Linked DNA regions of Homo sapiens: region 1 is linked to region 2. The links are chromatin loops, found by intact Hi-C in ENCODE. Cell type or tissue: gastrocnemius medialis. All regions are shown on one strand.

Evidence for each region. Hi-C counts contacts between places; a loop is a spot of excess contacts. Peaks named below come from ENCODE experiments on the same cell type or tissue, not always from the same donor. Only the 100,000 strongest peaks of a DNase experiment are listed, where the experiment ranks them.
Region 1: it touches region 2 in a loop (2.8-fold over the local background); 2 of 110 quality-filtered maps call a loop at or near these places.

What each region holds. Positions count from the first base shown.
Region 1 is chr11:115,299,632-115,304,631 of GRCh38, reverse strand. The region is part of intron 1 of CADM1 (cell adhesion molecule 1); the gene reads left to right. Among named protein-coding and RNA genes, the nearest start is that of CADM1-AS1, 95 kb to the left of the region's middle. In gastrocnemius medialis, no CTCF peak of the experiment used is centred here; no DNase peak of the experiment used is centred here.
Region 2 is chr11:115,218,317-115,223,316 of GRCh38, reverse strand. All of the region lies in intron 5 of CADM1 (cell adhesion molecule 1), which reads left to right. Among named protein-coding and RNA genes, the nearest start is that of CADM1-AS1, 180 kb to the left of the region's middle. RefSeq lists an enhancer at 1-777. In gastrocnemius medialis, no CTCF peak of the experiment used is centred here; DNase peaks (open chromatin) are centred at 2,226 and 3,776; H3K4me3 peaks cover 519 bases; H3K27ac peaks cover 4,122 bases.

The DNA.
Region 1 (5,000 bases), 81 kb before region 2:
AATGCATAGGGAGTAAATGTGTCATTTTTAGCACAATATCTCTATTTAAGTTTTCTTTGAAGCCAGGAAGTTTGGACATAAGCTGTTTATTATGCCATAGTTATATCTCTTCCTAAAGAAAACCACCATTGAATTAACTTTTGCATGGTGTTTTTCTATCAAAGCATTTGATCCTTGTTTCTGCAAGATAATCCTAAGAACTTTTTATTTTGAGAATAGAAGACCATGATGGATTTAATTCATAACGGGGAGCTGCTGCAAGGAATGTAAATGTAAGCGCTTGATAAGGTAGGATTTCCTAGTTGCTATGGCAACCTTTGGGTCATGAGCCTGAGAAAATATAAAGTAAGTCCTGAAGCTGTGAAGATGATTATAAAATTTAACTGTCATTCTTCATTTAGAGTTGATGGCAAACATTATTTACTTAAGTTTATCTCAAGGCAGGCAAAGATCCATTTTTTAAAATCTGAGACTCAGATCACAAATGAATCCATGTTGCACATGTCTAACATTATAAAGCACATGCAGCATTTATTATTCTAACCAGACTATTTGTACATAATATCCCTGTAGATTTGGTCACTTTCCTATAGAAGCCAACAGTTTTCATCTCTTGAATTCTTAATGAAAACTGTAGAATGCAGCTGTATACACTGAATAATTTTGCAAAAATGTATGTGCTTTCCATGCCAAAAAGAAGGCCTAGGGGATTGTATAGGAAGGAGGCCTTTGTGCCTTCTTTTCAGGTTCAAATATAAATGGTAAACTATTTAGGGTGGACAAGCGCCAGGATATGAATACAGTTGTATATTCTCAAAATATATCACAACCTGGAGATTAAAGAGGTAGGTTAGAATCTCTTTCACTAATGCTTCCCATCTCCCGGTAGGGCACAGGGTTGTGGGGAGGGGGAGTAAAATCTGCTTCTTCTCCGAGGAAAGAGTAGATTTGGGGTGTCAAGTTCCTAAATTGAGATGTGACGTTTACCTGTACACTATGACAAAGTGCCAGTTTTTCTTGCTTTATCTTTTACAGAATGCTGTTAGTTTGCACTAATGACCTATGAGACCCATGCAAATTACACAATCTTGCAAATTAGTGAGTATGTGAACAAACACTATAAAACTATCAGATACAGAATCAAATAAATGTAGTTTATTGCAGGAAGAAAAATAGACTTGCATATGGAGAAGGAATGCATTTTCACAACCAGATAAGTGCTTTCCTGTTGTCTGCTTGCCCACCGGGGAGCGTCAACACATTATATGATCTGTGGCAGCCAATGACTTACTGGCTCTTGGGCAAAAACATCATTTTTTCAAATGCAGGCATAGAAAATCTCAGTGATTACATGCATACTGGAATCTGGTATTGAATTGTTTCCCTTATACTTTGCCTCCTTAAAAGTATTCCCCTTTCCAGCTTCATATGCTGAACGTTTACACTAGAAAGGAGGACAGGATTTAAGGTTATTAAGAAGAGAATGTATACTTGGCTGGCTTTTTTGTACCACACCCATCTGAACCTGGGAGATTATTTGTTGCCCCCCTTTTGGGGGATGAGGTAGAATCCAGCCCACACACCCAGCAGCATACACTCTGCTCATCAAAGCACTTTTCTCAGTTGGTTTGTTTTCATGTCTAGCAGCAGAAATAGCTGCTCTTTTTCTTTCCTTTTTTCTTCTGGCATCTTGTAATTGCAACTGGTAATGTGTCTTCTTCCTAACCTGGAAGCAGCACAGAGATGGCAACATTGCTCCACTCATACACAGCCTTACTCCTGGCTATAATCCAATGCTGCCACCGTTGGGTCACCAATGGTGACCCAGTGCATCACCCTTTGTCTATCACTCCATCTCCCTTCATTGAGAACCTTTCCTGGGCCAACCAGTTGCCTCCTTTATTTTTGTCACCCTGGTTACCTATATTCTATCAGGTTTGCTAATGACAATAACCCCAGTAGCAAAAACTATATCAATAATGAACATTTTCTTTTTTTCTTTTTTTAGGTAAGAAAATGAGCATTTATTTAGAATGAGAAAATAAATAACAACAAAGTACAAACTTTACAAAGCTAACACATACTATAAACTTCACAAAATCTAGAAAATATAATGGTTTGAATTGCCTGATATGACTCCATAATACCTTTCCCACTGTATTTTCGTAGGAAAAATCTGGAAAACTCCCATCAAGTTTCTTTGATATATCAGTTTAAAAAATGCACTTGCTATTTGTAGGTTTATTATAGGTTTGGGGTTACAAACATGGGAATCTGAGAAATTCTATTTCACATAATGACTATAAGAAACATTTCTGTTTTTCTGAACTTTAAATTCAGGAATACATGTGCAGGTTTGTTACATAGGAAGACTTGTGTAAAGGGGGTTTGTTGTACAAATTATTTCATCACCCCAGTATTAAGCCTAATACTCATTAGTCATTTTTCCTGATACGCTCCCTCCTTCCACCCTTCCCCCTCCAATAGGCCCCGGTGTGTGTGGTTCCCCTCTATGTGTCCGTGTGTAGTAATGAACATTTTCAAATTAGGTACTAGGCACCGTGGTAATGTGTTTGTATGTGTGTGTGTGTCTGCGTTTACTGAATGCTTTACCTGATATCATTTTTACATGTACATATATATTTTCATTTCATTTTCAAAATTATACAGTAACATTTTATTTTGTGTATGTATAGTTCTGAAGTTTTAAGAAATATATATGTTCTCAAGACACAGAACAATTCTGTCACAACAAAAAACTTCCTCATGATCTGTGATAAGCATTTTGAGTGCATTGCTATTTAATTCTTATAATGTTATGGGGTGTGTACTGTTATCTCTTTTTTACTGTTTTATTTTTAATTTCTGTTGAGGAAGGTGAGACTTAGAGAAATTGAATAAGCCAAAGTCACACACCAAATGAACAGCGAAGTCTGGATTGGAACTTGGAGCTAAGTTCTGTCTAAGCCTAGAATTCCAGCTTTTATGCACTGTATCATATTACTGCTCACAGAACATGGCTTGGGGGCTATATGATCAGTAAAGTACAAAGGTCTACATGTCAGTTTTATATGATATAAATGTGATGTTGCACCTTGTAGATGATCACAAGATATTTTTATGTGATGCACTCTCAAAAGACTCTGAAAGACTAGGGTTATTTTTTATTTGTTTGTTTTGTTTTGTTTTGACTTCAAGTAAGACTAGTAAGAGGACTGAATTGAACATCTCAACTGGAAACCATTAGTGCTCTGCTCTTCAAACTAAACTTCCCAACACCCAAGTCTCATTACTGTCATGCCTATTTCCCTCCCGGGCTGTGTCATACACATAGAAAGTGAAGCTGGGCTTTTTCATTTGCCATGGCCAACTCACACTATCCTATCCCTCTTTTGAAAAAAAATAGAACCCTTTTCAGTAGCTGTGGGCTCTTCTGTGAGGGTGAGTCAGCTTTAGGAATAATAACCACAATCTTTCATCCATGCCTTCAGTCTAATGTGCTGATGCTGAAATCATCCTAAATATCAATACAGAATTTTGCTTTAGACTAGGGATTCTCCTGCCCTCACTCAGTGTAAATCCCCTGAAGTACAAGAGAAACTGTGAGCAATAAAGGAGGTGCTAAAGTTCTATTTGAGTGGTGGGGGGGCGGTGGAGGCAAAATGCTTTGCTCAGGGAAAGGCTAGTGCTTCATAGATGGTTAGAGAAACTCCCTTCTCCTCGGAACTTTTGCAATTTGGAGCCCAACCTTAAATTGAGCTTTACTAGGACAAATGTAGTTTTATGACCAGAGCCTACATGCATATCTCACAGTTTTAAATAATGTATTCACCTCTTCCGGATGATCATAATCAGTGATGATCATGGTGAAACTATGAGGAAGCAGCCCTCCATGTGCTCGTTTTCTTGTTGTCTTTCCATTTCATAGTTTTGCTTCTTAATTATAATGATGCTAGACATAGGCTGTTAAGGTACATTGTAAATAGGGATACGAGCATTCCCTTTGTATAGGTTGAGAAATATTACTCCAGCAAATTTTGTTTCAAGAGTTCTTCAGGACAGAATTTCGATAGTATGTGCTTTCTGTGATATATATGCTTAAGAAGTAAGATTCACTGTATATTGGTATAAAATAAAGGAAGCCAGATATTAACATAAAATTGTATTTTGGATTCTTTGATGCCTTAATTTTATCTTTCTCAAGGCAGCATCTTAGACCTTCACTCCTGTGAGTAAACACACTCCTGTCTAAAGACAGATGATGGGATCTGTTTTTAAAGTGAGGATGTATTTAAAGCCTAAAAGCCAAGAAAAGAGTTTCTATCTTCTATTTGTAGTTACCATTCATGATTAAGAGGGTAGGAATTATTACCATAATTTAGACGCAGGAGCCCCTTGAAAATTCTCATCTTCAGGAGGTCTCTAGGAATGTTATTCACATCATCACCGAGTAGCTAACAGTACTGAGAGTTGTATGTATCTATGTTTGTGTTTGTTTTAATGTTTTACTTCCCTTTTTGTAGCCTAATTTAGGCTGGATCAACCAAAAAAAGTCTGTTGCATTTGCTTTTTATAATACATTTAGAGTAGCTAATCTGAAATCACAGTTTTCAATCAGAAAGGAATTTTGGATGCTTTTATGGAAAGATTACTACAAACTAAGTTTTCTTTCCTTTTTTTCTGATTTAGATTCCTTGAATGCACTTTGTTAATGTCTGAACATTGAATCAAATAGTGTATTTCTCCCATTTTTAAACATTGCAAATTCAAGGCAGGGTCCTCTGCTTCTGTCTTCAAATGAATGAGAATACCATTTTAAGAGAAAATGGCGGCTAAAGTGTCAGTGCTCTGTATCACCTCTATCAAAGAGACTGATTACAATGTTGATGGTGATTTTCAAGGCCATCTCCGTCTTGCTTCTGCTTCTTAAGAATGTATAATGGAGTCCAACCTTAAGACAAATAGGTCAGACTGCAAAACTCTGCAGGAATATAAGAATG
Region 2 (5,000 bases):
ACTTAGAGACACATCGGAAGTGCTAAATAAATGTATGGTGAAGTGGAAATATGTAAAGCAGAACACCTGGGCTGAACCTCTGATTTGGGCGGCTGGATTGACCTTCCAAAAGAAAAACAAAATTATATTCTGTGATGAGGACTAACGGGAACTCGTGATCTGATTTTATTTATTTTTTAATCAGTAGTAAAGGTGGAAGGAGAAGTCCATGCCCCAATGTTTCTTCACTTTCTCATTCACTTATTCCTTCATTCATTCATCCAGCAACTATGTCTTGAATGCTTACTGTGTGCCAGTCCCTGGCACCGTTCTAGTTACCAAGACTTCAAGAAACAGAACAAAACAAAACAAAAAAACCCCTCTCTTGTTACAGAGGGAAGATTCTTGTACAGAAAATCTTGCTATAGGGATTTTCTTGCCCAGTGTTTGCTTACAAATGATGAGAATTGCTTCCAAGACATGGAAGAATATTCTGTGAGTATGTACCCCCATTTAAAAAGCAGTGGGAACAAAGCTTTCTGCCACCACACCATGGGATCAAATTTGATTCTTTTTTGTAAACAGTAATTCTAATACCCACAAACCTACCTGAAAGTTGCAGCAAGAGAAGACTGCATTCTACTGTGGTATTGGTCTTACGTCAGTCCCACCAGATTTGACTCATCCCACTCACAATCGTTCAGCCCTCTTCAGGAAGCCCAGTTTCAGTACTATGAGTCATAACAACAGATGTAACAGCAGGAGGTTCTTCACCTTGCAAACAAACAAAATAAACGGCAGTGAAAATTATTCATGAATGTATTATGACAATAGAAAGCAAATATTTTGCAAGATGTTCTCTTTAACTCCTCTGAGAGCTCTGTGTGACTCCGTTCATTCACCAATCCCAGTCACCTGGCATTGCTAGACATTGCCCTCCTTTAGTTGCAAAGCTGTCCTCCCCCAACAATTTAGACAGCCATATTGTAGGGGTTGATTCTTGCTTTGAGCTCAAACAGCTTCTAACACTCACCAAATCTCAGGTTAATCTTTGCATTGTCGTTCTACTCCAAACTCCAATAATCCTCCATGATTGACAAAGACTCTTCAGTCAATGCTTCCTCACTTGAATGCACAGGGGCTGACCCAGACCCGCTACCCAGACATTCTGATATCATCTGTGCTCATGCTGCCCTTGAGTTCTCCCTGGTAGGACTTGAAACAATTAGCACTTGATCCACAAGCATCAAATCCCCATACTCCTTGGTGTTTCAGAATATTGGGTGAAATCTAAGTAAGAAACATGAAGAAGAGCCTGTGTCCCAAATGCAGTTGCAGAAACAGATTTGCACTCAAGCCCCTGGACCTAGTTGCATTGAGCACATCAAAGAAAATATGACACCTGCATTTCCTGATTTAGAAATTCTTAGGAAGAGAGGGAAGGTTGTGGGGACTCCAGGGATAATAGGTCTCCCGCTGGCATGTCTCCTGCCAGGGTATGAGGATGCCTTTTCCACTGACTCAGCTCTGCTCCTCTCTGCTACCCTGGAAGGGTGACATCCCAGTCATGAAGAAACTGCAAAGTACCTTTTTCTAAATAAAGGAATGCAAAGACCTGATACGTTAGTGTTTGGACCTACAGAGGAGACTGTGTCTTTTCATTTACATAGGAAACTGAAATACAGGTTCAGAATCTTGAGTTTCATCTTCTGAAAAGATCACAGAATGTGGTGCAAGGTCAGACTGGCATGAAATCAATTGTAATCTGCCAGCAACCCATTCCAACCTCTTTAAGAGTTTCCTTTTATATATTTTTTCCCTTTATAGAGAGAGCAAAGTACATTTAAAGAAAGTCTCATCAAATCAGAATGTCTTTCTAATATTATTTTTTTAATTGGTTGCTACTGTAGTGTGACCTAAAGCCTCCTGGTGTTTAACCCTCTGTGCAACTTTGACTAATGAACAAATTTGTCTGCTATAGCAGTCTTGCTAAATGTCTTTTACAGGGTTTAAAAAAATTCACAGTGTATTATGAAAACCTCAGATCCCTCGACCTAATTGATTGGCTGTTGATGATGCCATGTCTATAACTGTAATGTTCTTTAAGTGTACAGACCTAACTATTTTTCTTATTTTTATATAGCAGTTCCATTTTATAATGACATTAAGCCATTCTGAGTGATACATTTCTGGGCAGTTATTGCACTTGGGTAGAAAGTATCGTCTGGCTTTTGGCCTCATGCCTTACAACACCAACCGAGGCGTAAAATGATCCCCCAGAAAATGTACTAGGCTTTACCTCATTACTTAAAAATAAATCTTGGAGGCTGGTTCTGTTTCAGAAAAGGTTTGGTGGGTTATAACATTTGATTTATGAACATAATTAAAATATAAATGATGAGCTCTGGGCTATTCAATCAGCCATCTGGATTGTTTGGTATTTTGACATATTCATATCGTAGTTAGGCTCTTCAATGGAAAATTTAATGTCCCTTAGTTCTAGAGGTGCCAGTGGAATCCCAGGGTTTCTATTCCACCTGTTGAAAACGCTTAAGTTTCTCTTTCAGGACAAAGGAAGGGGAACAGAATTTATTTTTAAGTTTCCATCACCCAGGGATAGATCTCGGCACATAGACCTTCTATAATATTTGATTCCTAGGCTGGGCGAGAGGATAGCTCATCTGCCCGTGGTCAGATAATATGCCTATAAATACTGCATGTGTCAACAGAGGGGAACATTTTTCTGTATAATGCAGGCAAGACTAACGCTTACCTTTTCAGCCAGCTATTACGGTAACTGTGGCAGCTGTAGCCATAAGTAGATAGTAGATGTTTCTCCAGAACTTAAAGAGTAAATTGGGAAAATCAGTTATCAAAACTGAAGGTGTATTTTTTGTGATTTAGTAAATGGTTTTTAAAATAAATTTTGGGTATAACAAATCCTTAGCTTGTTCTTCCCAATTTATGTGAATAATTGGCAACTGATAAACAGCTCATTAGGAACATAAAAAAGCATTTAACTAAAACTCAGTGGTACTGAAGAAGCAGGGTGGATTAAGTTTTTCAACACTGTCTTTATTATTGATGGAAGTTGAGCATGTAAAATCCTTAGTGCACTATGCTGAAAAATATGCCCTCTCTGTTTGCTTGTAAATTACATTAAGGAAAAAAGAAGAAAAACAAAATCCTTCCACATAGGCCAGCAAGCATTCTGCTTCTTCTTAATTAATGGCCAAAGTCAGCAGTGCATGAAAAACGTAGCCTTTCTGTAGATCAGAGATTAACCTATAAGCAGATGTTACATTTCAGCCCAAATTTTGGGCTTTAAATTTAGCCTCACCCAGAAGGTTCATGGGTAAGAATGATAGAGGTCCCCTAACTAGGAACTCTAGTAAGTGCTGCTGTTTCTGGGTATGAACTGTGAGGTAGCAGGTCTTCTGTTTTCTGTGTGTCCAGTGTCATAACCTTCTTCTTTCATTTTTTTTGTATCTTTTTTAAAAACTAAACTTCACTAACTAGTGTGTGTGTGTTACACGACTACAAACAATAAACCCACACCTGATGCCCAGCAGTTGTAGTTAGCCTAATATGTGGCCTCTGTCTCTGAAAGGGGGTGCCCAGGAGCTCTTGAGCCACCCAGTGCTGGTTCAAGGTCATCCTGTTTATCCTTTACAAGCATTTCTGCTTTTCTTTAATGACTACCTTCCCGACCCAGTTATCAGTATCTGGAAACCTCAACACCATTTTGCTCTTAAACAGTTTCTTTGCCAACGTGTCCAAGAATAGAACTGTGTAACTTGCAAGGGTCAGCTGGAGCTTCTGGGCTTGTTAACTTTACGTTCTCTGGCAAGAGACTTAGCTTCTCAGAAAGCACTACCAATTCTCAGTATGCAGTGCACACTGGTGGGTGAACAAGGGGGCTCTCTTAAAAGGTTTTGAATGCCATGTAATTTTTAGAGACATGAGAGAAAGATTTGTGATAGGAAAGAGACTATAAGAATGCATCTAGAAAGCAGCTATCTCTAGTGAGGACTTCCTTGTGCAGCTTATATAGCTGTGTACAAGATGAGATTGGTTGAGCCTTGCCGTAATATTTCTATCTTCTCCCTTATTCCATAGGATGAATGTTAATGAGCTAACCACAGCTTGTAAAAGGCCAAGGGGCTGTTGTTTAGGTGGTATGATTGTCTGAGAAAGTAAAACTATGGTAATTATTTTGACCTTTCAGCCAACCGATGTCTTGCCCTCTCACATTTATTACTCTTGGGTACATTTCCAAAAATATGCATTTACAGAGCCACAGAATTAAATGAGAAAACCGATTTAGGGATTAATAGCTTGTTAGTTCAGCACTGAAAAAAACGATCTCCTAATTACATTCAGATTTTATTTGTTAATGTATTTGTATGTGTATCTATGTTAATTCCAACTTCTGTAGCTTCCCTCCCTATTCCCTGAACCTCCCATTATTCAGCTCTCATAGCCATATCCCCACACTGACAAATACAGTTTTAAGTAGCTGGTGGAAATGAGAATACTTATATCTCCTTCCTAAGTACCTCACTGCATTAGGAAGCTATACCTGGCTTTAATTATGGATTGCCATTGGAAATGCACTTATGGATCAGAAATCTATCCCAACATACACTTATGGGGCTGTCTCTCTCTCTGTGATCTTGGATGAGCTACTTCAATCTGTGGGTACCAGAGTTCCCATCCCTAAAACTAGGCTTATTCTACCCCCAATGATGGTTCCTAGGGGAGTAGATGCTGAGTAAATGTCAGTATTTTTTCTTTTTAATGTTTACACTGAGATGTCAGAGTTTTCACTGGGAGGGCTTCCAAAATATCCCAGTTGTTTTTTCTTAAAGTCATTCAGTCTGCCTTTCTCATTTGAAAACAAGAACATAGAAGAGGCAAATTTATTAACATGCAGTGTCACAACATATTGTCACATAGTAATATATGATATATGATAAAATGTATCAATTCTGAGCACCACAGATATCTATGGCTTCACC